Linked DNA regions of Homo sapiens: region 1 is linked to region 2. The links are chromatin loops, found by intact Hi-C in ENCODE. Cell type or tissue: PC-3. All regions are shown on one strand. Links, peaks and the distances in the headings refer to the core of each region. The heading gives the core; the rest is flanking DNA. Region 1 has its middle 160 kb from the start of SEM1. Region 2 overlaps DYNC1I1 (dynein cytoplasmic 1 intermediate chain 1).

Evidence for each region. Peaks named below come from ENCODE experiments on the same cell type or tissue, not always from the same donor. Only the 100,000 strongest peaks of a DNase experiment are listed, where the experiment ranks them.
Region 1: a loop joins it to region 2, with 5 times the contacts of the local background. A loop is called at or near these places in 2 of 110 quality-filtered maps.

The regions. Positions count from the first base shown.
Region 1 is chr7:96,541,898-96,557,580 of GRCh38, reverse strand. It overlaps a transcript of SEM1 not described here. Among named protein-coding and RNA genes, the nearest start is that of SEM1, 160 kb to the left of the region's middle. In PC-3, for the core only: no CTCF peak of the experiment used is centred there; DNase peaks (open chromatin) are centred at 8,680 and 9,960; H3K27ac peaks cover 1,866 bases.
Region 2 is chr7:96,078,112-96,093,794 of GRCh38, reverse strand. DYNC1I1 (dynein cytoplasmic 1 intermediate chain 1) reads right to left here. Exons shown (of 17, transcript NM_001135556.2): 16 at 13,307-13,432. Among named protein-coding and RNA genes, the nearest start is that of MIR591, 130 kb to the left of the region's middle. In PC-3, for the core only: no CTCF peak of the experiment used is centred there; DNase peaks (open chromatin) are centred at 5,034 and 8,434; H3K4me3 peaks cover 692 bases; H3K27ac peaks cover 2,165 bases.

The DNA.
Region 1 (15,683 bases), core at 4,030-12,029, 460 kb before region 2:
TGGTTCTCCCAGCACGCAGCTGGAAATACGAGAACGGGCAGACTGCCTCCTCAAGTGGGTCCCTGACCCCTGACCCCCGAGCAGCCTAACTGGGAGGCACCCCCCAGCAGGGGCACACTGACACCTCACACGGCAGGGTATTCCAACAGACCTGCAGCTGAGGGTCCTGTCTGTTAGAAGGAAAACTAACAAACAGAAAGGACATCCACACCAAAAACCCATCTGTACATCACCATCATCAAAGACCAAAAGTAGATAAAACCACAACGATGGGGAAAAAACAGAGCAGAAAAACTGGAAACTCTAAAAAGCAGAGCGCTTCTCCTCCTCCAAAGGAACGCAGTTCCTCACCAGCAACGGAACAAAGCTGGATAGAGAATGACTTTGACGAGCTGAGAGAAGAAGGCTTCAGACGATCAAATTACTCTGAGCTACGGGAGGACGTTCAAACCAAAGGAAAAGAAGTTGAAAACTTTGAAAAAAATGTAGAAGAATGTATAACTAGAATAACCAATACAGAGAAGTGCTTAAAGGAGCTGATGGAGCTGAAAACCAAGGCTCGAGAACTACGTGAAGAATGCAGAAGCCTCGGGAGCCGATGTGATCAACTGGAAGAAAGGGTATCAGCAATGGAAGATGAAATGAATGAAATGAAGCGAGAAGGGAAGTTTAGAGAAAAAAGAATAAAAAGAAATGAGCAAAGCCTCCAAGAAATATGGGACTATGTGAAAAGACCAAATCTACGTCTGATTGGTGTACCTGAAAGTGATGGGGAGAATGGAACCAAGTTGGAAAACACTCTGCAGGATATTATCCAGGAGAACTTCCCCAATCTAGCAAGGCAGGCCAACATTCAGATTCAGGAAATACAGAGAACACCACAAAGATACTCCTCGAGAAGAGCGACTCCAAGACACATAATTGTCAGATGCACCAAAGTTGAAATGAAGGAAAAAATGTTAAGGGCAGCCAGAGAGAAAGGTCGGGTTACCCTCAAAGGGAAGCCCATCAGACTAACAGCGGATTTCTCGGCAGAAACCCTAGAAGACAGAAGAGAGTGGGGGCCAATATTCAACATTCTTAAAGAAAAGAATTTTCAACCCAGAATTTCATATCCAGCCAAACTAAGCTTCATAAGCGAAGGAGAAATAAAATACTTTATAGACAAGCAAATGCTAAGAAATTTTGTCACCACCAGGCCTGCCTTACAAGAGCTCCTGAAGGAAGCGCTAAACATGGAAAGGAACAACCGGTACCAGCCGCTGCAAAATCATGCCAAAATGTAAAGACCATTGAGACTAGGAAGAAACTGCATCAACTAACGAGCAAAATAACCAGCTAACATCATAATGACTGGATCAAATTCACACATAACAATATTAACTTTAAATGTAAATGGACTAAATGCTCCAATTAAAAGACACAGACTGGCAAACTGGATAAAGAGTCAAGACCCATCAGTGTGCTGTATTCAGGAAACCCATCTCACGTGCAGCGACACCCATAGGCTCAAAATAAAAGGATGGAGGAAGATCTACCAAGCAAATGGAAAACAAAAAAAGGCAGGGGTTGCAATCCTAGTCTCTGATAAAACAGACTTTAAACCAGCAAAGATCAAAAAAGACAAAGAAGGCCATTACATAATGGTAAAGGGATCAATTCAACAAGAAGAGCTAACTATCCTAAATATATATGCACCCAATACAGGAGCACCCAGATTCATAAAGCAAGTCCTGAGTGACCTACAAAGAGACTTAGACTCCCACACGTTAATAATGGGAGACTTTAACACCCCACTGTCAACATTAGACAGATCAACGAGACAGAAAGTCAACAAGGATACCCAGGAATTGAACTCAGCTCTGCACCAAGTGGACCTAATAGACATCTACAGAACTCTCCACCCCAAATCAACAGAATATACATTTTTTTCAGCACCGCACCACACCTATTCCAAAATTGACCACATACTTGGAAGTAAAGCTCTCCTCAGCAAATGTAAAAGAACAGAAATTATAACAAACTATCTCTCAGACCACAGTGCAATCAAACTATAACTCAGGATTAAGAATCTCACTCAAAACCGCTCAACTACATGGAAACTGAACAACCTGCTCCTGAATGACTACTGGGTACATAACGAAATGAAGGCAGAAATAAAGATGTTCTTTGAAACCAACGAGAACAAAGACACAACATACCAGAATCTCTGGGACACATTCAAACAGTGTGTAGAGGGAAATTTACAGCACTAAATGCCCACAAGAGAAAGCAGGAAAGATCCAAATTGACACCCTAACATCACAATTAAAGGAACTAGAAAAGCAAGGGCAAACACATTCAAAAGATAGCAGAAGGCAAGAAATAACTAAGAGCAGAACTGAAGGAAATAGAGACACAAAAACCCTTCAAAAAATTAATGAATCCAGGAGCTGGTTTTTTGAAAGGATCAACAAAATTGATAGATCGCTAGCAAGACTAATAAAGAAGAAAAGAGAGAAGAATCAAATAGACGCAATAAAAAATGATAAAGGGGATATCACCACCAATCCCACAGAAATACAAACTACCATAAGATAATACTACAAACACCTCTACGCAAATAAACCAGAAAATCTAGAAGAAAAGGATAAATTTCTGGACACATGCACTCTCCCAAGACTAAACCAGGAAAAAGTTGAATCTCTGAATAGACCAATAAACAGGAGCTGAAATTGTGGCAATAATCAATAGCTTACCAACCAAAAAGAGTCTAGGACCAGATAGATTCACAGCCGAATTCTACCAGAGGTACAAGGAGGAACTGGTACCATTCCTTCTGAAACTATTCCAATCAATAGAAAAAGAGGGAATCCTCCCTAACTCATTTTATGAGGCCAGCATCATTCTGATACCAAAGCCGGGCAGAGACACAACAAAAAAAGAGAATGTTAGACCAATATCCTTGATTAACATTGATGCAGAAATCCTCAATAAAATACTGGCAAAATGAATCCAGCAGCACATCAAAAAGCTTATCCACCATGATCAAGTGGGCTTCATCCCTGGGATGCAAGGCTGGTTCAATATACGCAAATCAATAAATGTAATCCAGCATATAAACAGAGCCAAAGACAAAAACCACATGATTATCTCAATAGATGCAGAAAAAGCCTTTGACAAAATACAACAACCCTTCATGCTAAAAACTCTCAATAAATTAGGTATTGATGGGATGTATTTCAAAATAATAAGCGCTATCTATGACAAACCCACAGCCAATATCATACTGAATGGGCAAAAACTGGAAGCATTCCCTTTGAAAACTGGCACAAGACAGGGATGCCCTCTCTCACCACTCCTATTCAACATAGTGTTGGAAGTTCTGGCCAGGGCAATTAGGCAGGAGAAGGAAATAAAGGGTATTCAATGAGGAAAAGAGGAAGTCAAATTGTCCCTGTTTGCAGACGACATGATTGTATATCTAGAAAACCCCATTGTCTCAGCCCAAAATCTCCTTAAGCTGATAAGCAAATTCAGCAAAGTCTCAGGATACAAAATCAATGTACAAAAATCACAAGCATTCTTATACACCAACAACAGACAAACAGAGAACCAAATCATGAGTGAACTCCCATTCACAATTGCTTCAAAGAGAATAAAATACCTAGGAATCCAACTTACAAGGGATGTGAAGGACCTCTTCAAGGAGAACTACAAACCACTGCTTAATGAAATAAAAGAGGATACAAACAAGTGGAAGAACATTCCATGCTCATGGGTAGGAAGAATCAATATCGTGAAAATGGCCATACTGCCCAAGGTAATTTACAGATTCAATGTCATCCCCATCAAGCTACCAATGACTTTCTTCACAGAATTGGAAAAAACTACTTTAAAGTTCATATGGAACCAAAAAAGAGCCTGCATCACCAAGTCAATCCTAAGCCAAAAGAACAAAGCTGGAGGCATCACACTACCCGACTTCAAACTATACTACAAGGCTACAGTCACCAAAACAGCATGGTACTGGTACCAAAACAGAGATATAGATCAATGGAACAGAACAGAGCCCTCAGAAATAATGCTGCATATCTACAACTATCTGATCTTTGACAAACCTGAGAAAAACAAGCAATGGGGAAAGGATTCCCTATTTAATAAATGGTGCTGGGAAAACTGGCTAGCCATATGTAGAAAGCTGAAACTGGATCCCTTCCTTACACCTTATACAAAAATCAATTCAAGATGGATTAAAGACTTAAATGTTAGACCTAAAACCATAAAAACCCTAGAAGAAAACCTACGCATTACCATTCAGGACATAGGCATGGGCAAGGACTTCATGTCTAAAACACCAAAAGCAATGGCAACAAAAGACAAAATTGACAAATGGGATCTAATTAAACTAAAGAGCTTCTGCACAGCAAAAGAAACTACCATCAGAGTGAACAGGCAACCTACAAAATAGGAGAAAATTTTCGCAACCTACTCATCTGACAAGGGCTAATATCCAGAATCTACAATGAACTCAAACAAATTTACAAGAAAAAAACAAACAACCCCATCAAAAAGTGGGTGAAGGACATGAACAGACACTTCTCAAAAGAAGACATTTATGCAGCCAAAAGACACATGAAAAAATGCTCATCATCACTGGCCATCAGAGAAATGCAAATCAAAACCACAATGAGATACCATCTCACACCAGTTAGAATGGCAATCATTAAAAAGTCAGGAAACAACAGGTGCTGGAGAGGATGTGGAGAAATAGGAACACTTTTATACTGTTGGTGGGACTGTAAACTAGTTCAACCATTGTGGAAGTCAGTGTGGCGATTCCTCAGGGATCTAGAACTGGAAATAAATACCATTTGACCCAGCCATCCCATTACTGGGTATATACCCAAAGGACTATAAATCATGCTGCTATAAAGACACATGCACACGTATGTTTATTGCGGCATTATTCACAATAGCAAAGACTTGGAACCAACCCAAATGTCCAACAATGATAGACTGGATTAAGAAAATGTGGCACATATACACCATGGAATACTATGCAGCCATAAAATATGATGAGTTCATATCCTTTGTAGGGACATGGATGAAATTGGAAATCATCATTCTCAGTAAACTATCGCAAGAACAAAAAACCAAACACCGCATATTCTCACTCATAGGTGGGAATTGAACAATGAGATCACATGGACACAGGAAGGGGAACATCACACTCTGGGGACTGTTGTGGGGTGGTGGGAGGGGGAGGGATAGCACTGGGAGATATACCTAATGCTAGATGACGAGTTAGTGGGTGCAGCGCACCAGCATGGCACATGTATACATATGTAACTAACCTGCACAATGTGCACATGTACCCTAAAACTTAAAGTATAATAAAAAAAAGAGAGAAACTCCTGTAGGAAGTGTAGTTAAATGGTAGCCCCAGCTCCCACCCCTCTGAATGTACTACCACCTTCATGGTGAGGCCACGCTTCCCCTGGGCTACTCCCCACTAATGACGAACATGACAGAGTGCTGGCACTGGACCATTCCTGTGGGATGTGAGACTCCTGCGAGGGGCAACCTCAACTCTGTGTACTAGCTTCTTGTGACTGCCATAACAAATTACTGCATATTAGGTGGCGTAAAACAACAGAAATATAGTCTATCACACAGCTTTGGGGCCAGAAGTCTGAAATAAATGTGTTGGCAGGGCTGGTTCCTTCCAGAGGCTCTAGGGGAGAATCCATGTCATGCTTCTTTCCTAGTTTCTGGTGGCTGCCAGCAGTCCTTGTTGATCCTTAGCTTATAACTGCAACATCTACCTCTGTCTTCACATGACCTCTGTGTGTATGTAATTCTTTTTTTTCTTTTCTTTTTTTTTTTTTTTTTTGAGACAGAGTCTCACTCCTCTTGCTCAGGCTAGAGTGTAGTGGTGCTATCTTGGCTCACTGCAACCTCCGCCTCCCAGTTTCAAGCAATTCTCTTGCCTCGGCCTCCTGAATGGCTGGGACTCCAGGTGCACACCACCATGCCTGGCTAATTTTTGTATTTTTTAGTAGAGATAGGGTTTCATTCACCATGTTGGCCAGGCTGGTCTTGAACTCCTGACCTCAAGTGATCCACCAGCCTTGGCCTCCCAAAGTGCTGGGATTACAAGTATGAGCCACTGCACCCGGCCTCTGTGTCTTCTTATAAAGACACTTATCATTTGATTTAGGGCCCACCTGGATAATACAGAATTATCTTGTCTTGAGAACCTTAATTATATCTGCAAAGCCCTTTTCCAAATAAGGTCACATTCAAGGTCTCGGGTGAACATATCTTTAGGGGAATGGGTGGAAGGGTGCACCATTCAACCTATTATGCTCAATGAATTTTGGTAAACGTGGCCAAAACTTCCTCAAAACTGTACTGTTGTCAAAGTCTTTCCTATCTAACCCTCTTCCCTCTCTCCTTTCATGTGTGTCAGACCTGCATTGTCTTAAGTGCTCTCCTGTATATTCCTACTTCCTTTCCTTTTATTCTTCATAAGCATTTCCTCAAATAAATCTCTTGCATGTCTATCTCTTCTTGGTGAGTGTTTCTCAGAGGACCTGAACTGATGCACATAGTATCTGTTGAATGCTTAATACCTGTTTCTGAATGAATATTAGTGCAAGGGTTTCTTCTTTCCATTACACTTCAAAACAGGAATGAACTGAATTTTGTAGACAATATCCTAATTTTCCTGCATCCTGATTCTTCCTTTTTGATCGCATAGGCCAATCATTCTTAATATTTTTCTACTTTCCCGTGTGTCACACTCCTCAGACTGCTGTACAAAAGCAGAGAAGGCAGGGCATAGCTGATCCTGCCTTACTAACTTAAACCCTTTCCTTTTTCCTCTCACTCAAGGAAGCACAGCATAATAAAAAGACTTGGATAATCTGGAGCTACTCTAATTTATTTTTAAAAGCAAATAATTTGTAAATTTTGGACTATTTTCTTATCGCTAGTTATAACTTCTTTCAACACACTTCATAATTGATTCTGACATACCAGTACATTGCAATATCACAGTTAAGAATATTGCTGTAAATACAAGAAAACACAGCCTACAAGAGTGTCCAACAGATGAGTGCAAATAATAAAATCATGCTTTATGAATGGAATCATAAACGATTTTGCAATCAAAATAATAAATGCAGTTCAGAAAATATTAATGCACTTCAGTTGGTAATTGCATTTGCCATTATCAAGTGCTCAGTAATATAGTACTTAGCTATTCTAAAGTCACTCAGGTATGTTAAACAATTAAACATGAGTCTGGGGAATAGCTTTGTTTAGCCTTTTTCAATTATAACCATGTATCATATTCAGTGTTTTCTGTATTAACTCTATGAGACAATAGTATTTTAAAGAATTGTATTACAACAGTTGTAATAGAACAGTTGTACTAAACGACTTTCCCTCACTATTTCTCAAACTTTCTATACTATCTTGCTGAACTTATTTTAATGAATAAATTAAAATATTTAAACCCTAGACATTTATATTAATAAAAACCTAATTTTTAATTCAAGAAAGTCCAGCTTCCAACAATCCCATGTTCTTTAAATAGTGACCACTGACCACCATGACAGTAACTTCATGGCAAAAGTGTGAAACTCTATTTATAAATTAAACCATTAAGTAATACCATTTAGTTACATAGCCGAAATGCTATTGTGCATAGGTAAAAGCATTCTCATCAAACTAAAGCACTTTACAATGTAACAATCTGGACCTGGTTTTATAATGCCACAATCCCACCCCACCCTGTCCATCTTTTTATTTGTTTTTAGGGAAAAAAAGAACTAAATAAGAACATTTGGAAATGGCAGTCAAATTATATCTGGAAATACTTAAGGCAATAACCCATGTGGCTCTAATGTGTAAAAGCATGTCTGACAAGGTATGGCTCAGGTCCTAGAGCAGTGTACCTCCAAGACAATTCAAATATTAGCACCTTTAGAGTACAAAACTAAGATTTGTAAGATGGTGCTTTTAAGTGAGCCATCCTCTTGTGTGGAAAAAGTCTGTCCCTGCTCATATTAATCTAAAGACAAAATTAAAGAACGCTTTTATGAAATTAGTGGGATTTAAGCCACTGGATGAACATAAGAGATCTGCCTCAAGGTAAGTTTCTGTTATTGGACATTCTTGATTGGATCACGAAAGTGCCCTAAAAATCTAAATGTCTGTCAAAGGCCCCAAGTCCTCCGCCTTTTTGGCAGGGGCTCTCAGCAGACATGGTGCTATGGCAAACACTCAAGTAGGGAAACCACCTCAGTTTGCCGGGGACTGAGGGGCTTCTTGAGATGTGAGACTACCAGTCCTAAAATTCGGACAGTCCCAGGCAAACTAGAAAGATTTGGTCACTCTACCAACCCTCATGTTCCTGGACCCCTTTTACTGCTTTTCCAACAGCATATGTGGGATAGTATTCTCAAGGAAGATTTTGATTCAACTGGAGTGGATTACCTCTTGCCAGCAAGACTCATAACCCTGCCACTTGCCAAATATCAGGGGAAAAAATTTCAGAGCTGCCACTTCTTCCCTAGACAGCCCAGGTGTCCTCTGTGACTATCAATACAGTACGAGCTCTGAACTCATGCGCTCCCTGTCTCAATTTCTGCCTCACCTCTTGCCCCAGGCACTGATGTGCTAAGGTTCTGAGTAAACCCCATGGGATTATGGAATTTGATCTGCTTCTGTTGCTGAGCACATATTTTATTTATAATGAGTCATTTGTTCACTTGTTCAGCTCAACAAATATTTGTTGATTGCTAAATATGCGGTAGGCACTCTTCTACTCGCTACAGATACTTTAATGGGCAAAACGGGGAAAGTACCTGTGCTCAAAGAGTTTATATTTTAAAAAGGGAGAAGAGGACAATTAAAAAAACTAAAAGAACCAGATAGTTCGGTTGATCACAAGTTCTCTAAATTCAGTAAAATTCAGTGATTTTCATTAACAATCACTAATAAGTAGCAGTCAGGTTCTCAGACATAGCTGTGGCTTTGGGAGCAAATAATACAGTTCTAAAGTAGGGTTTCTCAGAATTTAGTATACATATAGATTTCCTGGGGATTTTGTTAAAATACAGATTCTGATTCAGTAGGCCTGGGGTGGGGCCATAGATTCTGTTTTCTAACAGGCTTGCAGATGATGTGTTACTCCAAGTCTGGGGACCATACTTTGAGTAGCAATGTTCTAAAGATATTAATAGGGAATTATGCTTGTAAGGGAAAGCTCAAACTATTGGCTCCTCTTAGGAAAGATGGGCTCAGAATGGTCATTGCTCTAGGTCTCCTGGAGAATTCTGGATGTCAGAAGAGACTTGGGATTAAGAATCGAAAATCATGGAAACTCCTGTGAAAATAGGATGTTCTTTCAGAGAGCAGGAAAATCCAAAGCATATTATAACTAACTACAAACATTATGTTCAATTTTTTTATTGTTCATATACTGGCATTTGCTGCATTCAGGCTTCATTTGGAATCTTAAATATCATACCTCATGTTTGAAAGTGAACCAAACACAACAATCCTTTTTTTATTTTTTGCCCAGTGTACCTCCCCATCTCAACTTTGACCTAATACATCATTTTCAAATATAATTTTTATAAACAACAGGATTCCAGTGGTACAAATGGCCTGGTCACCAATCTTTACAGTACACGTCTTACAAGGGGCAACTTAATTTGTGACCCTCTTTTTAACTGAGCTGGGAGAAACAGCAGTAGAGTAGCAGTGAGTAAGCAAGAATCCTGTGTACAGGGAAGATCCGGGCCCAGTGCGGCTCATCTAGGTACCACTTTACAACTCCTATCATCACATCAGCAGAACCACAACAAGCTCTGTGCAAGCCAAAGGGGAAAGTGCCATTGTAAAACTGAAGACAGCTGCTTTCATAATAGAACTAATTGCACACTGCATCAGAGAACCAAATTAGTGGTGAAAACAGTTATAAAAAACGACAGACAGTGAAACATGACTCACTTAGGAACTGCTGCCAGTCAGGCACATTGTCATTGGACACTGTTCAAAAACCCACACCTGCATTTTTTGAATAGTAAACATATAAGATGTAATTACCAGGAAAACATATGCCACTTTTCAAATGTGACAACACTACATTTTTGCCTTTGGACCATGAATGGCATGGGACTAAACTGACCACAATACTCTATTCATTCCCAGGATTTTTCGCAGATAAAGCAAAGCATAATCAAAGCTTACAACCCCCTATTCATACTTAAGAGACTATCTTTAGCCTAAGAAATTTTAAAGGATCTGTTTTGCTGACAGAGATTCCTAAATGTCCTCTAGACCATCAATGAAGGAAACATCAACACTGGAGATATAAGAAGCATCAATTCTAAAATGCATATGCTTATATAGGCTCAGCTTAAAAATTCAAGCTGCAGTCGTTTGGGGTGTCTTCCCTGGTTTCCCTCTCAACTATACAGTAATTGCTGTCTCAATAACAAACAGGTGTTCAGAAAAGACTTCCACTGTTCTTGTAGTCTAAGCTCACATTTCTGCATTCTCAGCTGCAATCTGCATTAGAGAATTTGCAGGTTCCCCATGTGATACATATATGTCCTCATGCCAGCTACAACCGAAAGGATGATGCTTTTTCCATCATGATGGGTAGGTGGCTACCAGTGATGACAAACTCCTTGGCTTCTAATCAACTAGGTATAGAATAATGACCACTGAGAAAATGTGCTTTAGGCTGAAGCATGACAGTTTATCCTTAAACAACAGCTCACACCCTCAATGCTGTTTTTAAATATTTAAATTGTGTTGAACAGCATTCATTCACAAAGAAGGGTGAGTAGAATTTCATTCCAAAACAAATCACAGAATAAAACCTGTTCAATATCCTCATGAAGATCGTGCCGGTGGAATGTTCCAGTGTTGGCTAATGGAGCCCTGAAATTGCTGATGAATTGTATAACTATATAGTGACTAATCCTTCTTTCTCCTGCTCAATTAATTAGTCAAACCTAAACATAAATCCAGAAATACTTGTGAGAACTCTGCTGGTTTTTGTCAACACATAAGAGGTAGGTACTGAAAATGATCATCATTTTCTTCATGTGAAAGATGTGGAGGATTATATAAATATTTTTCAAAGATTGTATTACTTCACAAGTTCTAGAGATGCTTGTGTAAGCAAAAGAAGGTATGTGACAATTGGTTTGAGAGTATGAGGAGTGTGTATTCAGTTCAAGATGAGGAACTGTGTGTAGCATTTTTAAATTTTACTGTAATTCTTTACATATTTTCTTCCCCTCCGATGGTGAGTTCCTTAAAGACAGGAATCATCTTATTCATCTTTGAATCTCCAACATTTAGCAGTAGGTGTCCGATCAGTCTTGGCAGTTGTTGGGTTCTCTTTATCTGAATTTGCCTCATTGATCGCTTCAAGATTCAACATGATTGGCAGGTTTGGCTAAGAAGCAACCCCCTCTCCAAGAAATCAGAGCAAGATTCTTCTCAGAGAAACAGAGAAGCCTGCAGAGCAGCTGCTTAGCTTACAGGCTGATTCAAAGGATGGGGTACAAATATGCAAGCAAATTAGGTTCTTAGGTCTCATTCTTCAGCACCATTTCTGAAGGAAGGAGGAAGAGAATCTTTTAGGCTCTTCAAACTCCTCAGCTGATAGCATTGCTATATCAACTATGGGAATGTAAGCTAGACAATTTGGATCCAAATCTTTTTTCAGCTATATCTATTGTCCAGACTCAAAATGTTAAGCTGGAGGATTTACAGCACAGGATGGAAACATCCATCCTATTGTTTGCATTTATCTGTATGGGCCAAATATGGATAGTCTTTGGAATGTGTATTAAATAGTGAAAATTCAGGGCTCTATGCATAACGCTAAAATAACTGGGATATATGTTTAAGAAACCTAGATTTTTCTGAAAATGTTGAGTATAAAACACTAAGGAATAAACGTATTTGCCAAGCATTGAAAATCTTTCAGAAACCATGTTATCAGCATCTTGTTAGCAATACATAAAACTTAGTGCTAGCCAAGTGCTAACAAATAATCTCTATGCTGGCAGCACACTAATTCCTTGGTCTTAAATTTTTTTTTTCCCCTCATATGGAATGTTTTAGCAAGTTGTTGAGTTTTACTACTTCAGCTTTAGGAACTGCTTCTCTCAATTCCTTTGGCGTTCTGAGCAGCTTGTGATTTCCTTCATTTAATCTTTCTGTGTCCCCCTTAAAAACTATGAACCATTACTCCTCTTTAAATAAAATTAGTAAGAAAGTTAGAATACATGGGACAAAATTTTTGAAATATCAGTTCAAAGAAAGAATAGCACCCATACAACTCCACAACCCCAGGACCTGGGAGTCAGATTTTCTTTGGGATCATAACAAAAGCCCCAAATACCATGAGTGGAAGAACCTAAAAAGGGGTGCATCCACTTCCTGATTCTCCTCAAATCCAGAGGTTTCCATGGGGTCAGGGAAGGCTTTACAAGAGAATGAGCCAATGGTAAGTTATGAAGAAGTGGTTACGAGTAAGGGATCATAAATAAGCCTTTAAAAGACAGCTGACCCTTGAATAACATGGGTTTTGAAATGCATGGGTTTACTTAAACTTGAATTTTCTTCTGCTTATGCTGCCCCTGAGACAGCAAGACCAAGGTCTCCTCTTCCTCTTCAGCCTACTCAATGTGAAAACAATGAGAATGAAGACCTCTGTGATGATTCACTCCCACTTAATAAATAGTAAATATATTTTCTCGTCTTTGTGATTTTCTTAATATCATTTGTTCTCTAGCTTAGTTTATTGTAGGAATATAGTATATTATACATATATAAAATATGTGTTAATCAAGTGTTTATGTTATTGATAAGGCTTCTGATCAATAATAGGCTATTAGTAGTTAAGTTTTGGAAGGGTCAAAAGTTATGTGTGGATTTTCAACTGCAAGGTAGGTCAGTACTCCTAACCCCCATGTTGTTTAAGTGTCAATTGTATGCTAATATTCAGTAACATTAAACATTAAAGATAGTTTATAAGTAAGAGAATAATCAATACTATTTTTAAGGAATTTATTAAACATCTATAATGAGAAAACAAAGATATGTTATTTAAGCAATAGCTTATTTCTCTATAGCGCTTTATAATTATATTATGTTCATCTGATCCTTATAAAAATCCTATTTAAAAAAGCAGGGTAGATATTAACAAATTTTACAGAGGTAGAAACATAGTAGGTGCTCAGTGCTACAACTGATGTGTCATAATTCTCTGTTATTAGAGATGAAAACTTTAAAAAATTAAGTTTATTTGGAACTGAGATGTTTGTGTTAAACATATGCAAAATTTATAATACTAGAAATTATGAAATAAAGGACAGGCTAGCAAAAGTGGTTGTGGAATTGTGTTTTCCTAGAGGCCTTTAAGAACATTAAGAGATTTTCATTTCTCTGTGATGTTTTAACGCTGATGGGCTCATGAATCCACCTTAGCTAGGGATTGGTTCTCCATTGGCCCCTTCCAGAATTTAAACTAATTTGTAAAACTCAGGACTGGCTATATAATTTGTGGGACACTCCTGCTTAGAAATTAAGAATTTCAAGATGGTGATCATAGAGCACTAAGCCAAGCATGGGGCCCAGTGTGAATGCACAGGTTGTGCCAGCTGGCCCTGGTAGCTTCTTAGCTAAATGAAGGGTTATGATCACAAATGCAAATCCAAAGCAATGAAATGTTACTGCTACCACCAAGCATGTGGATTTTCTGATTCATTGATTATATTCTGTTTCCAATCACAAGTCTGCATGTATTTGGTAGTCAATGCAACAAGGTTACTAAGAAATTCTAAAAAACCGAACAGAAACCTGATGAATCCAGAATATGGGAGCTAGGAGTAAGTTATTTCCTTAGGTTAATGCTATGATACATAAACTACTATATTTAGAAAAAAGTGATAATAGAAAATTAAGAAAATTTTCAAATTCACATTGACAGAAAACAAGAAACAATGTAACTTGCACTTAAAGATTTATTGTTAAAAAATATATATTTATTTTATAGACATTTGAAACATTGGACTAAACAGTAAACAGTTTCATATATATATATTTCTTTATCTGTTAGCATGTGCTTGTGAATGTATAGTTGTCTCTCAGTATACATGGGGGATTGGTTCTAGGAACCCCTGCAAATACCAAAATTCAGAATATATAAGTGCCTTATATCAAACAGTGTAGTATTTGCATATAACCTATACATATCCTCCGGTATATGTTAAATCACCTTTAGATTACTTATACTCCCAATAAAATGTAAATGTAAATAGTTGTTATACTTTATTGTTTAGGGAATATGACACAAAAAGTCTGTACATGTCCACAATTTGTTTTTGCAAATATTTTTGATCTGACTGCTTGAATACACACATGTGGAACCCACAAATGTGGAGAGGTAACTGTACACACACAAAAAAATCCATTTCCCATCCTCCACTCCCACCTCTCCACCTCATCTTAACATTGTATTGTAAGCATTTTTATGTCATCATTGAAAACATAATTTTCAAAAGCTATATAACATCCCAACATAAAAATTAAAAATGCAATCCTTTCCATATTCTTGAAAATTTACATTGTAGGGTAATTTTGCCATTGTTTTATTTGTTTGTTTTGCTCTCATAACAGTGGTATACAGATCTTTGTCCATATGAATTGACCTAACTTAAATAAAGGATATTTGAGTTTATGAAGATCCTGATATATATATTATTCATATTTCCCCCAAAATTTGTGGCAATTTAAACTCTCACAAACCATATATGAATGTCCAGTTCCTACACCCTCGTTATCATTAAATATTACCATGTGTGTTTTCTTTAATTTTGCCAATTTCAAAGATAAAAATAATGCTATCTACTTATTTAACAAAGCTTTTTATTAGTACTGAGATTAAATTATATCATTTTTTATTTTCCATTTGCATGTTTTCTATTATGAATCATCAGTTCGTGTCCTTTTTCCTATTTTAAAATCAAGATAATAGGGTTTTCACCCTAAAGACTCTGCCAAAACTTGCAAGAGCTGATAAAAGACTTCAGTAAAGTTTCAGGATATAAAATCAATGTACAAAAGCCAGCAGCATTTCTATACACCAGTAATATTCAAGCCAAGACTCAAATCAAGAATACAATACCATTTACAACAGCCACACAAACAAAATACCTAAGAATATATGTAACCAATAAGGTGATATATCTCTACAAGGAGAACTACAAAACACTGCTAAATGGAATCATAGATGACACAAATAAATGGAAAAATATTCCATGCTCATAGACTGGAAGAATCAGTATTGTTAAAATGGCCATACTGCCAAAATCAATCCATAGGTTCAATGCTATTTTTATCAAACTACCAATGTAATTTTTCACATAATTAGAAAAAAAATTCTAAAATTCATATGGAACCCCCTCCCCCAAAAAAAGAGCCCAAATGGCTAAAGCAATCCTAAGCAAAAATAAAAAAGCCAGAGGTATCACGTTACTCAACTTCAAGCTACACTATAAGGCCACAGCAACCCAAAGAGCATGCTATTGGAAAAAAAAAAAAAAAAAAAAAGACACATAGGCCAATGAAACAGAATACAGAACCCGGAAATAAAGCCA
Region 2 (15,683 bases), core at 4,611-12,610:
CAATTAAGGGAACACCATTAAAAAAAAAAACTTCAAAAATTTCCCAGCATTGTTCTAAGTCAATGTGGATCTGGAAACATTTTCTGCCTCCAGATTCATCTCTGATGAAGTCTGCATCATAGGTTAGGGATGACTCAGATATTCCAACTGCTTCATCGACTGAGTTCACCAACAGCCAGTCCATCTCCTGATTCAATGACTGTTTTCTAATTTTTTGCTAAACATATAAAGCATTTTCATGCCAAAAGTACTTGAGGCTCAGATTCCTGAGATAATAAAATCTTAACTCTAAAAGAGATCACCTTTTATAGATATGATACAATCCCATTTTTACAGCCAATGAAACTAAGGGCAAAGGTAGTTACTGAGGTAGCAATTTGGACATAAGAAAGAGGTAAAATGAACCTCAGATTTGGACAGGAGACTCAAGTCCTGTTCTTATCTTGGTTGCTGGCAACGGTCAGGCACTTACCCTCTCACTGCCTCAATTGTAAAATAAGGATGATGATATCTGACCCATTCATCAACAGAGATGTGGAGAGCATGAGAAAGGTAATCAAAGTAAAGAAAGTACTATGAGTTCATCATGGATTGTCATGCATTCTTTTTCTTTAAATTGTCAGTCAAATTGAACAGCTCCCCAAAATGATACGTTTTGTGGCATGCATACCAATTTTACAGTATTTTTCTGTTTTTTAAAAAAATTTCCTTGGGAATTAATTCTGATTGTTATGTGAGGATGTTAAGAAGCAGGGCGTAGACCTTTCTTTAACAGGTAGGAGAGGACAGTATAGGGAGCTAAATGATTTGCTAAAGACCACATAACCTTCACCTGTTAGTGTGGGGCAATCAAGACTCACCCCTTTGAGAAATGCCAGCATTCCATGACAGAAGGGCAGGCAGGTAATGTGTTTTGAATCACCTGCTCAAAGATTGTAAAGATTGTTTTAAATCTTCTAAGATTCTTGGAAGACAAAAAGTCTACAAGCAAAAGCAAAAGTGCAAAAGTTGTGGAAAAATTCATGAAAATGTATCATTTTAGCCTCCCAGAGCCCCACCACCCAGGCTACCCCACTACTTCTCGGACCATGTCAGGGATCAGTCCCCTCCTCTCTGCCTGAGTGGACTGGAGGCTGCCTCTGAACCCGGTCCCACCTCACCCCTGAAAAACTTATCAGTCTAACCCTTGCTCGCCTTGCCTGGGTGTCCTGTATACCTAAAGGGAGGCACAGACTGTGGAGTAATAACATTTGAGAATGGAGCCAGGGTTGACTTTTTTTCTGCTTCACCAGCCAGATCCTGGTTTCTTTCCCAGATTTGCCATTAACTTGCTGTGTGTCTTTAGGGAATGCATGGTTTTAACACTTCTGATCTTTACTTCCTCATTTGTGTGAAACAAATTGTAAGATCCATCTTCTAGGACTGTATATTAAATAAAACAAAAAAATGTAATAAGCTTAACACAGTGCTTGTACACTATAAACCCTGAATACATGATGTTGTTTTTCCTTCTTAATGTTTATTCCTTTCTTCCAATTTTTTTATTTTCTTTCTTCCTTGCATATTCTCTTTCTTCTTTTCACCTATTTAGAGCTGTACTTTTTTTTTTAGAAGTATACCTTATATTTTATCACATTTTATGTCTGAAATACCCACACAAATAATTTCCTAAGTAGTCAGGCTTTTAATAATAGCTAACTTTCATGAACGGGGGACAGGGAAAGAGTTCTTTCAAATCACAAGAAAAATTCTTTCAGAGTTGCTACTTTCCATTGTTGGTTTAAAAATCAAGTTTAAAATATAAGTATTTATTGTAACTATACACATCCACACACATATGTAGACATGCACATACATATTTTTTATTTTTCACATGTGACTAATACATCCTAATCCAGCTCTTTCCTTGTGGCACTTTCCACAGTGGGATTCTTCATTTTTACCTAAAGTTGTAAGGATTTGTAACTGCTGTACATGCTGTTAAAAAAATCAAATGACTTTTTATAACCAGGGTTAAACATGCAAATATCATTCATGTGTTCCTTTTTATAATCACATGGCTAATAACTATTTTGAATAGTTCTCAGTCAAACCTTCCTCATTTTTTAGTAATTGCAGCTATAATAATTTTAAATAGCTGCATTATCTGCAGTAACTTTCACCATCCCAGTGCAATATTTTTCATAGTAAAAATATCTGTCTCAGGTATTGCTTACTTTAGTTTTCTTTTTTTAAAATCTTGCATAATTAAGACGTTAGAAAAGCGCTCTGATTTCAGTTGGTTTCTCAGATACATGAAGTATGGCCAAGACATTAAGTGAGTAGGACTCTAGGTTTCAAGATAAATATTCCATGGATGTGTGGCTCATCAGCCTCTTTGTAATTTTTCAATTAGATGAAGTAATTTTAAAAAGTGTGTGAGACTATCATGTTAACCATTGATTTCCAAGAGATACACGACAATTCATCTCTGTATTAATCTAAAAATTAAAGTTTTCTGTTAAAAAGATATCTTACAGATTTCCTTTCACTTTAATACACATTATTTTTTAATGCATTTACAGAAAATGTGGAAATGTACATCGGTTTCCACAGAACGACTGCTAACCCCCTCTAAGCTCTAAAAGCCTTTTAAAAAGGACAATTATTAATGGCACCCAAATTCAGGAGATTGTTGACTTACTGGTATACAAATACATGTCTGTGTTCAGAGGAAGCCTGTATTTTTTAGGACAATTCCCTTTACCACACACACAGATGGGAGCAAAGTGGGAGGTAATATGCAATGAAACAGCCACTGAACGACCAAGCATACCCGCTTCACATAAATACAGCCCCACTGTATTTAACTCCCGGGAGAGTCTAGCATCGCAGCTAACAATGGATGAAACCACGGACCAGAATTCCAAGTTAGAATGCAATATACAGAGGGTGTAAATATACTACAGTGTTCTACCACAAAAAGATATATGGTATGTAACTTATTTAGAGCAGTTTCAAAGAAGTCGACAAAGTAGGAGTTACATTAGTCTCTGTACAGCACAGTCTGCTATTACCAGTCAATAGGTACAAATTTCTGTAAAATTAAGCAACATTCTTACCTATGGTGGTCAGATGGTATTTGATTGTTTTTTAATTTCTTTTCATCTGGAAATCCCATCTAAGGGAACCCTCATCCACCCATGAAGCTTCAGACCTCTCTGCCAAAGGTCTCTTCCCTTGTATCTTTAAAGGAGTGGTTTATTTTTACTATTTTTACCACGTTTTTTTTTTACAGTAACACTTTTTAAAAAATCCATTACCACCTAATTAAGGAAAGAAATAAAAGTAGGACATAAAAGTCAAGTAAATAGTAACAAATATGGGTCTCTATCAATTTCAATAAGCCAGCGAATATAGAAGGAAATATATATCCTTCTCCTTAAACACTATCTTAAGAAAGTAACATGTAAAATATTTTTCATGTTAAAATTTAGCATTATAGGAAGCATGACAACATTCTGAAGGTTTTACCTGTGGAAGAAAAACAACAACAAAACAACAACAACAACAACAACAAATATCCGAAGAAAGAGTTAATTCACAAAGACCTAAAGATGAATAGTCTTCTTCACATTTGTATTAAAATCTTATCATCCTTCTTTCCTCAGAAATCTTTTCGCCTTATTTTTTTCCCTACTATTTGGAACAATCTATTTCTCTGCCCAAAAGATGGAGAAAATGCTAAAAACGCTGGTTGATGGGCAATAATGAAAAATAAACTTTCTAAACATGAATAACTTGTTTTCCATAACACAAAAGATCAAGAAAATGGTAGGAAAAAGCAAAAGCATGTGCTACACAAGCTCAACTGTCATATTAGCTACTAAACACATATCCCTTCTTTTCTTGATATTATTAACTATAGGTTTTCTAATAAATTCTTAGCAACCACTGCGTCTAAGCAGTTTTGACAAAAAGAAGGCTTATTGCTAAACACCTTAAAAACATTTACCAAGGTAATAAAAGAAATGTCATTCCCTCCTACTGAATGTTTGGGCACAAAAGAGGTATTTTTATAACGCAGTTCATGATTTACCATATCTATAGTGTCCAAAAAAAGCACAATGAAAAGGAAGCATTTTTCCAGTGGTTTGACAACTGTTTGAATCAACGGTTATGCTTTTATTACACTAGTGGCCAACTGCTCACTTTTAAAAGCACAGGAGGGGAGGGAAACTGGGAAAGAGATTGGGGGGAAGGGTAAGTACTCTTTTCTAAAGATATTTTCTAAATATCCTTTTCTGTGCAACTACAGTTAAGTAATTTTTTTCCTGTGCATCAATCTGTAGCCAACTTGGAGGCTACATCCTGAATGCTCTAAACAATTAAGCTTTCCCTTAATTTTTCCTCAAATTTTCACATGTGAATCATTCATTCACCCATCAAATATTTATTGTGTGCCTATTTTGTGCCAGGCACTTTGCTAGACTGGGTTATTGTGTTTTAATAGACAATTGTCAAATAACCACTTTTTGTACAATTCTGTGGATGTGGTCTTCCAAAGGTTAAAAAAGAAGCTGAGGAATGTGATAATCAAGGGAGGGCTGACAATCTGAATTTTTTTTTTTAAGTCACAAGGGTAACTTTTTTTTTTTTTAAATCATACTAGAAGGTGTTCACTTTCTTATTTATTTATTCACTTTGAAAATATTAGTTTATGTTCACTTTCTATCTAAGGGACCTTAATGCTGAGACCAATACAAATAAAAAATTTAATCTGAATTGAGAAACTATTGGTTGACTATTAGGAGAAAGAGCTTAGAAATGGGCCACTGATTTATCTACTAGGTTAAAAGTATGAAATTGCTTTTACAATGTTAGCAGTTTGGATATTTCTTAAATGATAAGTAACTCATGCTTTAAAATTTAAAAGATGTTCTGATAGCTGACATTCTCAAAAATTCATGTAAGCTTTCCTTGAAAGTGAAATATAATGATTCATTCACTTCCTCGCTTTTCAAGTCCGACCTACGTGGTGTATAAATATTTACACAGGAAACATGAATAAGCAGATATTTGATTATGTATTATATTTTAGATATGCCAACAGTAGCACACATACACATGTAAGAAACAACTCCATTCTGTACAGGCCCGGGTTAATCTCGATTCACAGATGATTGGAGAGACTTCACATTTAGCTTTTAAAGCTGTGATTTGAGGCTACTGCTCTAAGCAGCAATTTTTCAAGATAAAATTTAGCAATTTTGAAATTATAGAACTAAACACAATTTTGTCAGCCATAAAAAAATTAACACTATAATTAACAACTGCTTCATAATCCAAACTGCCATTGAAGATGACAGTTTGAAACCACAGAAGAATCATGAAGATGATTAGTTATACAAACTGGTTCTTCTTTCAGAAGGTTTATATTCATAGATCATTTATCACCAAAATGAGAATATATGAACTTCATTGAATTTTGAAATTACTATACACACATTAATTTGCTGTTTATAATATTAGATATTAGGGCTTTCTTTTCATTGAATCAACTACTCCATAATACATGAAGTCATAAGTATTTCTTTTCAATTCAGAAAAAACATTTGCTTGAGAAGATATTAATCCTATAAGTCCATTTTCATATACTAATGCTACCTGAATAAGCACACTATTTATATAATAATTAGTTTAATCATGGTCTTTTACATATATAATTATCAAAGTGAAAGCCACAGCTATTACACGTACTATAAGATGAATACTTACAACATTAATTGGAATTAATTGCGCCTTTTCTTTTTTAAATTAAGCACTTTTCCCAGAAGAAATAAAGTTAATACCAAAATTACAATCATAGATTTTACCCAAAATATTTAATTTCAAATACATATAATTTGTTATGACAAATGAATTAATATATTATTTCAAAGTGGCTTATTTTACATAATTATATTTATTAGCATCTCAAATCTGCCCATGCAAATATATCTTGGTGCCCCTTGACTTAATAGCACAGCATTGGGGCTGTAACACTAAAAATTCAAGTAAAAACTGAAAAATCCAGTTGAAAAGCTTGATGCTTTGTTCTTATGCCATCAACTGCTATCTAGATGTTATCGACAGAACCAGGTATTTGGATTTTCACATTTTATCTGGATGTTTGGTATCACTGGAAGAATTTACGCCTAAGTCTTTTCTTTTTCAAGGAGAGAAAATCAAAGGAAGTATTTGGTATCAGCTAAAGAAAATAATATTGTTTATCCACCTAAGAATAAGCCAGTACTTGCAAAGGCCTTCAAGAATCTAGGAAATTAATGGCCACACTCATTTAATGAGAAACACCAGTGATTCAGATGATCATACCTGGATCTTGCTAAGCTGAGACCAACTGTGCTCTTCTGGAGGCTGCAAAAACCGAGCCATGCAATCAGGTTTGCCTTGCTCAGGGGACAAAGGCCTTCATAAAGCACGGTTATTAAAACTGGCTGATTGCAAATGCAGTTCTTTTTATTAAGGGACTCTTGTTTGAATTAACCTCCCAAATCTAAGTTTAACTTTTCAATTTTGTGTTTCGTATGCCCACTTCCTCAAGGAGGAGAATTATTTATATTCAAGGCACAGGCTGCTTATGGAGAATTGATGTAGGCCCTGTATTACTGGAAAACATGAAGGAGTTCCACAAAGTACACTATTATTGCCTAAGTGTGATTCCCCTTAAAAATCATCATTGTATTGTATTTATTTTGTGTTACTCAAACCCTTTTTAGCTCCCAGTACTTCCAGTTTATCACATGCCACTACATCAAACTACTGTTGAAAGCATAAAAAAATGGCCCATTGAATCTCTTTTTTTTATTCTTATTCTTGCTGGCTATGAAACTATTTGAGGCACTTGTTAACAGTTCTTACATGTAACACCTTGACCATCATTCTAAAATATATTGTGTAGGCCATTCTTCCTGTTGGCGTTACAAATAAACTTTTCTCTCTTGATTTTTCGTTTTGGCTTTAAAATATATTCAAATGGACATTTAAAATCATGTTTTACTTTTTTGGCAGTGTTACATTTGATCTCTCATGTTAACCCACATCTTTCTTTTCCAAGAATTTTTCAAAGCCCATATATCCAATGTCAAATGTATTATACTTATTGAAATTTGTAATGAAATGAATACTATTCTTTTGGCCCCCAAATAGTCGTATCAAACAAGCTATTTGAAATGCTATCAAAGTTCAGAGTTCAAATTTAAAGATTTATGCATATTTTCTTAGGTAACTAGTGAATAGGATACCAAATCAATAAAGCTAGGATAAGATTTGTCCGTCTCTCAAACCATGGTTTTTAAGTTTCCATTTTATTCTTCAAATCCTACTTTGAGCTGAAAATGATTCTGTAATTTTATCATTTGACTACTGTAAAATATAATCAGGGATTTGAAACCTGTGTGAATTTATCACAACTGAAAACAAAATCTTCCCTGGAAGAGGTTAATGGAAAAAGAAATAATAGGAGGTGGAAGATAAACTGCTTCTTTCAAAACTGGAGCTGCAAACAGCATTCTAACTAATTCAGATAAGCAGCAAACATAGTTGTTAGGGGATATTTATGACAGCTGCATCTGTGTGACAGCACTGAAGCCTTAACAATGGCGGTGGGCTTTCTATAAAACACATCTGCAAGAAAGACAGGTAGATAGGCTGGCTATCAATCATCAGGACACGTGAATAATTCTATACATACTGGCCTATGTGCTGTTGAAGTCAGCTCTATATGCATAGAAAAGCTTGCTCTTCAGTAATGGAGACATGGCAATGAGTCGTTTTTATTTTTAATTCTTTAAAATGTGTGTTCATACATCATTTGAAAAAAAATCCAACAATAGCTCTGTTTTCAGGTATATTAATAGTTAATTTTTGACTTATTATCCTACCCATGTTTCATTTAATTGAATGGAATCCTTCCTACAATCCAAAACAAACAAATTGCAAGCCATAGTTTGGAGATTTCTCAAAACTTATTCAGAAGCTAGGCTCATTTTTAATTTTGAATCTCAGAAAATTTAAATGGTGCATGCAACCACTGTCTATGTAAGTAACTTTTGAAGGCACAAATAGAGTAAAAATTATAGCCAAATAATAAAAAGGGGTCTTCTCTGTCTTTTGTCAGATTCAGATTCGCATAACTTCCATTTATGCTAATGGGAGTTCAGCACCTGCTCTGCAAAGAAAATAGACCCCTATCTGTGAAAATAAATGTGTACAGTGTATTTTCCAGATATAATGCTGAAATCAAACAACCAAAAATGTGTGCTATATAAACACAGCATCATGTGACCTACCTGAAAACATTGCTGTTTTATATTTTACCTCTTGAGTCATAGGCTGTGGGATATTACTCATGTCTTTGTCATTTAAATGTAACAAAAAGAAAAAAAAAAGGGAGATGGACAAACTCAGTCTGGTGATTTCAGTGAGCTCATACACAATCCTGTGTTTACCCCTTCAGAAGTTCATAATAAATTGCACCACTAAATCTGGATTCAAGCCACTGTGCTCTCTGCTATCATCTTAAAAGTCATAGAGGATAATTGTACATAATAAGAGAAAGGCATGGTCATGGGGGTACTGAGCTGGGGCTCCCTGCAGCAGCTGCAGCCTCAGCTGGGACAGGAGATGAGGCAGATGACTGTCAGTGACTGGTAACACCAGAGTCCCTTTCTGCAATGCCCTAATCAGGGAGTGCCAGGGCTCACAGGAAGGCAAGACTACCTGGGCTTGAATGGAGATGTTTCCATCAGTGCTCACAGCAGTCTCTCTTCAGGGAGTTCTCAACAATGGTGTGGACAGAGAAAGCCTGTCCCGCTCCACTCCAACTGGGGTAGGCATCTCAGAGATCTTTCCCCAAATTATATTATTAATATATTTTCAGGCAAAATTATGATGTGATCAAAAGAGGGTTGTGGGAGGTGAATTGGGATCTCCAGTACGGCTTTAGCTCTATATGTACCTTGACGTTTATAATGTAGAGTCGTGGCCCTTCTCATTAAACATTTTTAAGTAGTTTTAAGAAACAGGTAATGAGGCAGGGTGCAGTGGCTCAAATCTGTAATCTCAGTACTTTGGGAGGCCGAGGCGAGTGGATCACCTGAGGTCAGGAGTTCGAGACCAGCCTGGCCAACATGGCGAAATCCTGTCTCTACTAAAAATACAAAAATTTGCTGGGTGTTGTGGCATGCGCCTGTAATCCCAGATACTTAGGAGGCTAAGGCAGGAGAATTGCTTGAACCCGGGAGGCAGAAGTGTGCCATTGCACTCCAGCCTGGGCAAGAGCAAAACTCCGTCTCAAAAAAAAAAAAAAAAAGAAAAGAAAAAAAAAGAGAAACAGGTAATGAGAAGATTGTAGTGTGTCCATCCATTTAACTACATTTCTACAGATTTCTCTTTCTTCCTAATGATCTAGGTTAAGGCCTATTTTTTTTTTTTTCTGATTTGCCTCATGAGTGGCATTAAGAGTAACACTCTAGTTGACAGGACCGGCTAATTTGCAGGGTTCAGTGAAAAATGAAAATGTGGCGTTCCTTCCTGACAAATTTTTAACAATTTTAAGACAATGACCCAAGCTCAGGGCTCCCCTAAGCACGGTGCCCTATGCAATTGCACAGGTCCTATACTCTTCAAGACAGCCTCACTTGTGGAACAAGGTCTTGGCAAAAGCTAGCCTACAGGCCCCTCTTTTCTCCCCAGCCTAAAAAAAAATCTCCTCAAATCAACACTGGGAGAATGAATATGAGATGTCTTCCCACAGACATGTATTCAACGTACTGAGGAAAATGGACCAACATTGTGTGCTCTAAAAAACCTACCATCTACTTTTTAATACAGATTGTATTACAAAGCTTATCTAAGAGCATTTTGTCTTCTTTCTAGAGGGTTCTACAAAGCAAGGTTTTCTATCTAAAGGCCAGCATGACTGTGGTTATGAGTTTCGTTTTAATAGGGACCAGGGAACCAATTTTGAATATTGGTAGTGGTGGCAGAGCCTACTGGCAATTTAGTCTTCAATACCTTATTTGTTTCTTCTTGAATAGCTCTTTGCTCGACGACCCTTCCTGCAGTCAGTCATGCACCAGCCTTAGATCAGACCTCTAATTCCAAATGTGCCACCCTGCCATGAAGCATTCCATCTGGCCTTCCGCAGTTTAGGTGATTTGGAAGGCTGAGAAGGTACTTGTCTAGAGGGTGCACTTCTCTTTAAGCACAGTTATGTTCTGTCAGTTCTGGGCTGGTGAACGATCCTATAGTAATCACAGTAATGGCAGCATTTGCCCTTAAGGGATCTACCTCTTTCAGAAGTGGGCTGCAGCTAAGCCTCAGATGTAGGGAAGTCATTTTTCCTTTTAGTACATTGTACCTCTACAGACGAGGTCTTCAGCGATTTAGAATAAAGCTTTGTGGTGACAAAGAGAAACACAAAAGTTCCCCTTCTACCCAAATAAATATAATTTATAAAAATACTTATAAAACCACAGTTAAGGCAATTATTTTGTTAAGTCTGAGTTTTTCTGAGCTATAGATTGCTTTGTATATGATCAAACAATACCTAAAGAACTCTTCAAGTGTATAAGCTTATCCTGATTTTCGGTCATTCAGAGAAGGGCTAGAGATTGTAATATTACCTACTCTCAATAAAATAGTATATCCTTTCTTTTTCTTGGTAGTGAATTTGTAGGGATAAACAGCCCTACAAATTGTTTGGCCTATTATATGTCACAGAGATTTTTCTATAGCCTGTCTAGACTCCAGACAATAGGCGAGACTGGCCTATAGTTGCAGACATTTCTATAGTCTGTAATATCACTTAGAAAAGTAAGGGCAATAACATAAAAATGAAAACCAGCCTGACCTGCCAGTACGATAGTACAAATATGAGTATAACAACACTTTACAATTTAGAAATGATGATAGCATCCTAGAAAGAAATTTTAGCAGCCACATATCAGCCAAAGTAACTTTTGTAAAATCATATTTACTCACAAAATATGTCATATTCAAGTAATTCTGTCCAAAAGCTGTAAAATCACTTTTATTGCAGAAAATTCTGTATATATGTCATATTGTGTTTCCTTATTGCATAGAGACAGTGTGTATGAATGTATGTGTGTGCATATATATAGTGTGTATATATATAACATTTAAGTCAAAATAAAGACTTTCCAAAAGGCCTTTTAAAATATAAAACAGATTGTTAAACTAATCTGTTTTTCAGTCCTTTTAGAATACAACAAAGAGGGATAAAATAATATTGTATACAATCTTAAGTGAGTTAAGGGACGTTATGTGTATGCAAAGGAGATAGAGCAAAGAGTTTTTAAATTTTATCTATTTTCTGCCATTGTATCTCTGAGCATGTCTTCATGTGTATTTCTCTCCCACAATTACACTTGTTATAAACAAAGGAAAGGAAAAGGAAGAAAGGAAGAAAGGAAGAAAAGAAAGAGAGAGAAAAGGCTTTTTTTTTTTTTAACATTCTCCTTTGCTCTTTTTTATTTTTTAGGAAGTGACCAATAAAGAATATCTGTTTTTGTTATTGTTGTTTAGTTTTACTTTGATGAGGGCCATGAGAAAGATACATTAAACATAAAGAATACTCATTTAAGAAAAATACTGCTGTAACACTACTGGCGGTATTTCCGACTCAGAGGGTATTCTCTTTCCCAAAGACTCCAGACTATATCAATAGTCACCAGACCATTTGCATCTTCACCACTGGGGCCAATATTAACAGAGTTTTTGTCACTGTTGGAACTCAGCTTGTGGTATCAGGAGTAGTCAAGGGGATGTTAAATGAAATAGATAACATGCAGTAAAAGCAAGAGATTTTTTTTTTTTACTTAGAATTATGCATCCAGAATAGAAAACTCCCATTTCTAAAGTCATTCGGTTTTTGTTCCTGGCTGAATTTTAAAAAACACCGTCTAGCTTGTTCCAACATAATCAACTATACCATATAGCAGTATATAATATGTCATCAAAAGTTCCATTGTAGAACAAACCATTTAGGATTGCCAAATTTATAGAATGCTGATTGATGAAACCATAAAGAACCCTTCTCAGTGTGATCAGCTAAACCCATCCACCAGGCACTCACAGAGTACTTTCTAGGTCTAGGATGCTATGCATACAAATGTGGTATATTTTCCCCCTGGAATGCAATGTTAGATTCATATTATGCCAAAATAGCATTACATAACGCTCTTATTTTGTTTTGCTTGAAAGTTCAATATTTTCTTTTTCTTTAAGGAAAAAGTTCCTTACCTCACCAGAAATGAAGGTTTTGGTCAACACTTTCTCATACAGTAAAAATAAACACACAATCTTAAGTACAATTGATAGATAATGTAACATTAAATTAAGATCGTATGCAAATTCAAGGAGATTTGTCTGAAATAAAAGGTGTAGTTGTTTTTTTTTTTCCTTTTTTACATGCCATGACATTCAGGAATACTTTGTGTATCATGTAATAAGACATACTAGAAAGGTATATATCTCATATGATAAATTTGAATACCACCAAGTGGCACAAAATTCTAATTAATCACATTCTCAATTGGCTACACTTTAATGAAAGAAAAATAGTATATATGTTAATTGAACATACCAACCAAAACTCAACTTTTCAATTTTAGCATGATATATTTGGCAAACTTTTCTTTTCTTTTCTTTTTCTTTTTTTTTTGAGATGGAGTCTCTCTGCCACCCAGGTTGGAGTGCAGTGGTGCAATCTCGGCTCACTGCAACCTCTGCCTCCCAGATTCAAGTGGTTCTCCTGCCTCAGCCTCCTGAGTAGCTGGGATTACAGGTGCCTGCCACCATGCCCGACTAATTTTTGTATTTTTAGTAGAGATGGGATTTCACTACGTTGGCCAGCCTGGTCTCGAACTCCTGACCTCGTGATCCACCTGCCACGGCCTCCCAAAATGTTGGGATTACAGGCGTGAGGCACCGCACCCAGCCTCTAAACTTTTCATTCTCATGAAATTAGTGGGAAGTGCCACACTCCATCACAGGATGATGGGACATTCTACAGGACTCTAAAAGGAGCTTAGATTGTTAACTTAAGTGTTCTGTGCATGGAGACAGAAGATCAAATTAGGCCCTAAGGAAGTCTCGCCAAACTAGCATTGAAGTCAATGGAAATTTACAAGCACGTTAGAGAGGGTCCTTGTGGCCTACAAGTTCTTGCTAATAATTTCACTAGGTTTCTAAAGTAGATACACAAGTCAAAACAGTAACAACAACACAAATACACACGTACCTCTCCAACGTCATAGACCCAAATACGGCCTTCCGAGTCCCCAACAGCAACTTCTTTGCCAGCTTGGGCCCAACGAACACGGTTTAGGGCGGATGCCCCCTCAATGGCCACACTTGCTGTTGGAACCTGCCAAAGGGTTCACAACAGAATAAAAGAATCTCTGAATATGAATTTAAATATACAAATTTACAATAATACGTTTAACTGGATGAGTCACCAACTGCCTTCATGTGCATTAAGTAATACACATCCCTTGTGCCGGGGGGAAAAAGGGCTCATTGTTCTTAAATCATATGCTCCACTGAATTAAGGGGTAGAGAGAAGAGACACTTTAACAAAAAAGAAAAGGAGGGAGAGTCTTTTTACATAGTCACCGGGCAGTAAGTGGCATGAATATTTCTTTGGATTATGACAAGTGTACATCCAACAAAAAATACAGGAGCTAAATGGGATCCTTCCCCATAGGGTCATAGTTTATGGACAGATGGAGAGAGACAGATCTCAGGATTTACCAAGATTAAGGATACTAAAAAGGCAGAAAGCAGGTGTATGGTGGAATAAAAAAGTCATATTAATGTGAGTCTTCAAGGAAAAAGTAAACATATGTATTGATCTCTCAAACCTCATCAGGGAGGAGATGATCAGAAGAAAAAAGGAAAACATAAAGATAAAAAAAATTTTTCAAAAAACTCAAATTCTCTCTCTCTCTCTTTCTCTCTCTTTTGTTAAATCTGTCTTCCTCCCTCTGGCAGTACCGAAGTGTAATAAGCGATCCACAACTTTGGCACTGTCTCCAGGGTGACATCGTGATAGAATACAGCCACCCACTCATAGAAAATGCCTTATATCTCCTTTAATAAACACTTCAAATCTAAAAGCATTGATAATTATAACAATAATAATAATTAAAGTGAACTGGAGGTGCTGCAATGGAACCTGTAGTATTTGTTCCAAGAGCCTCAGTATTTGGAAAGACTTTTTAGTGTGTCTACCTCTCTCCCATTATCAGTTGTGTAAAAGCTTGTCTTCAAGGTTAGAAGTTTATAATTGACATAAAGCTCAGATCTCTTGAGCCTTTTACAAGAATGTTGAATAGGAAATGACAACATGCCATTAAGAAAGGAAAAGGTAAATATTAAAACATAAAGAAAAAATACAGTGAAAAGGGGGCCACTAGGATCATCTCATGCCACTGTTTAAGACCTGTGTCTAATAAACATGTCGCATTAGAATGGAAACACAACATGTACTGTGGCTTAGCACCACCGGCATTTTGTTATTCAGGGAATTGAAACCATCTGTTTATACGAAATTATTGACCCAATACCTATCTTTAAAATAGCAATAAAAACTCCATCATATATAAGAATCTATGTTTAAACTTAATCTTGAAATCAATAAAAATTCTTTCACCCGCTTAAATCACTGTATGTCAATTGTGAGCAAAAAAACAAAAAAACAAAAAAAAACCCCAAAAGTCCCCGGCTCATTTATTTTTTAAAAATACACAATTTCTATAATAAAAGTACCTGCTGTGCAAGCTAGAGTCTGAATTTTTAACCAAATCTTTCAGAGGCTGAAACAATGTGAATTTAGATGGATCATAATGCTGTCAATACACTTTATTATGACTGTGCTGCCCAGAAAACAAATCTGTGATTCAACTATAGACTCTTCAAAGTTAATTTTTAATACCATAATTTAGAAGGTTCATACAGGATTCTTGCTTAATTCTATTACCTAATTCCATGAACAATCTGATATTGAATAGAATTAGGTAATCTATGAACAATCTTAAAAATAGAATAAAATGTTTAATCTTAATACGAATATAACAAAAAAATCACTGAAAATAAACTGACATTGTGACACATTTAAAATAATACCTAATACATTTTCAAGAATTTTTATTTGGAATATAAGTACTATAACAAAGTGAAACAATATTTTAAACATTTAAAAATAGTTTCTTTTCATATATATTACAAATGATAGAAAATAATGATCACAGCCTATATTATGCGCTAGAAAATTCATAAATGCATGAAGAAAATGACAAAATATATTTGCATTAATCCGATCAGTAATGACCTTTCAAAAGTTGATGAATAATAAAAAACAATTCATATGTTCTCTCTGTCTCTTATACTGTACTTTGTTTCACAAATATTTCCACAGTTTTCCTGGCTCAATCATTTTAATTGCAAAGGCAAGATTTATATATCATAAATTATTACATTAAGCAGTAGAAATCAGAAATACTGAGGTGGGAAATATGAACTATCCTTGCATAGGAACAGCTGGAATAACCTGGTCCAAAAATGTAATAATAAAAACAACAACCAAACATACTGCTCTACTGATAATTCAGATTTTT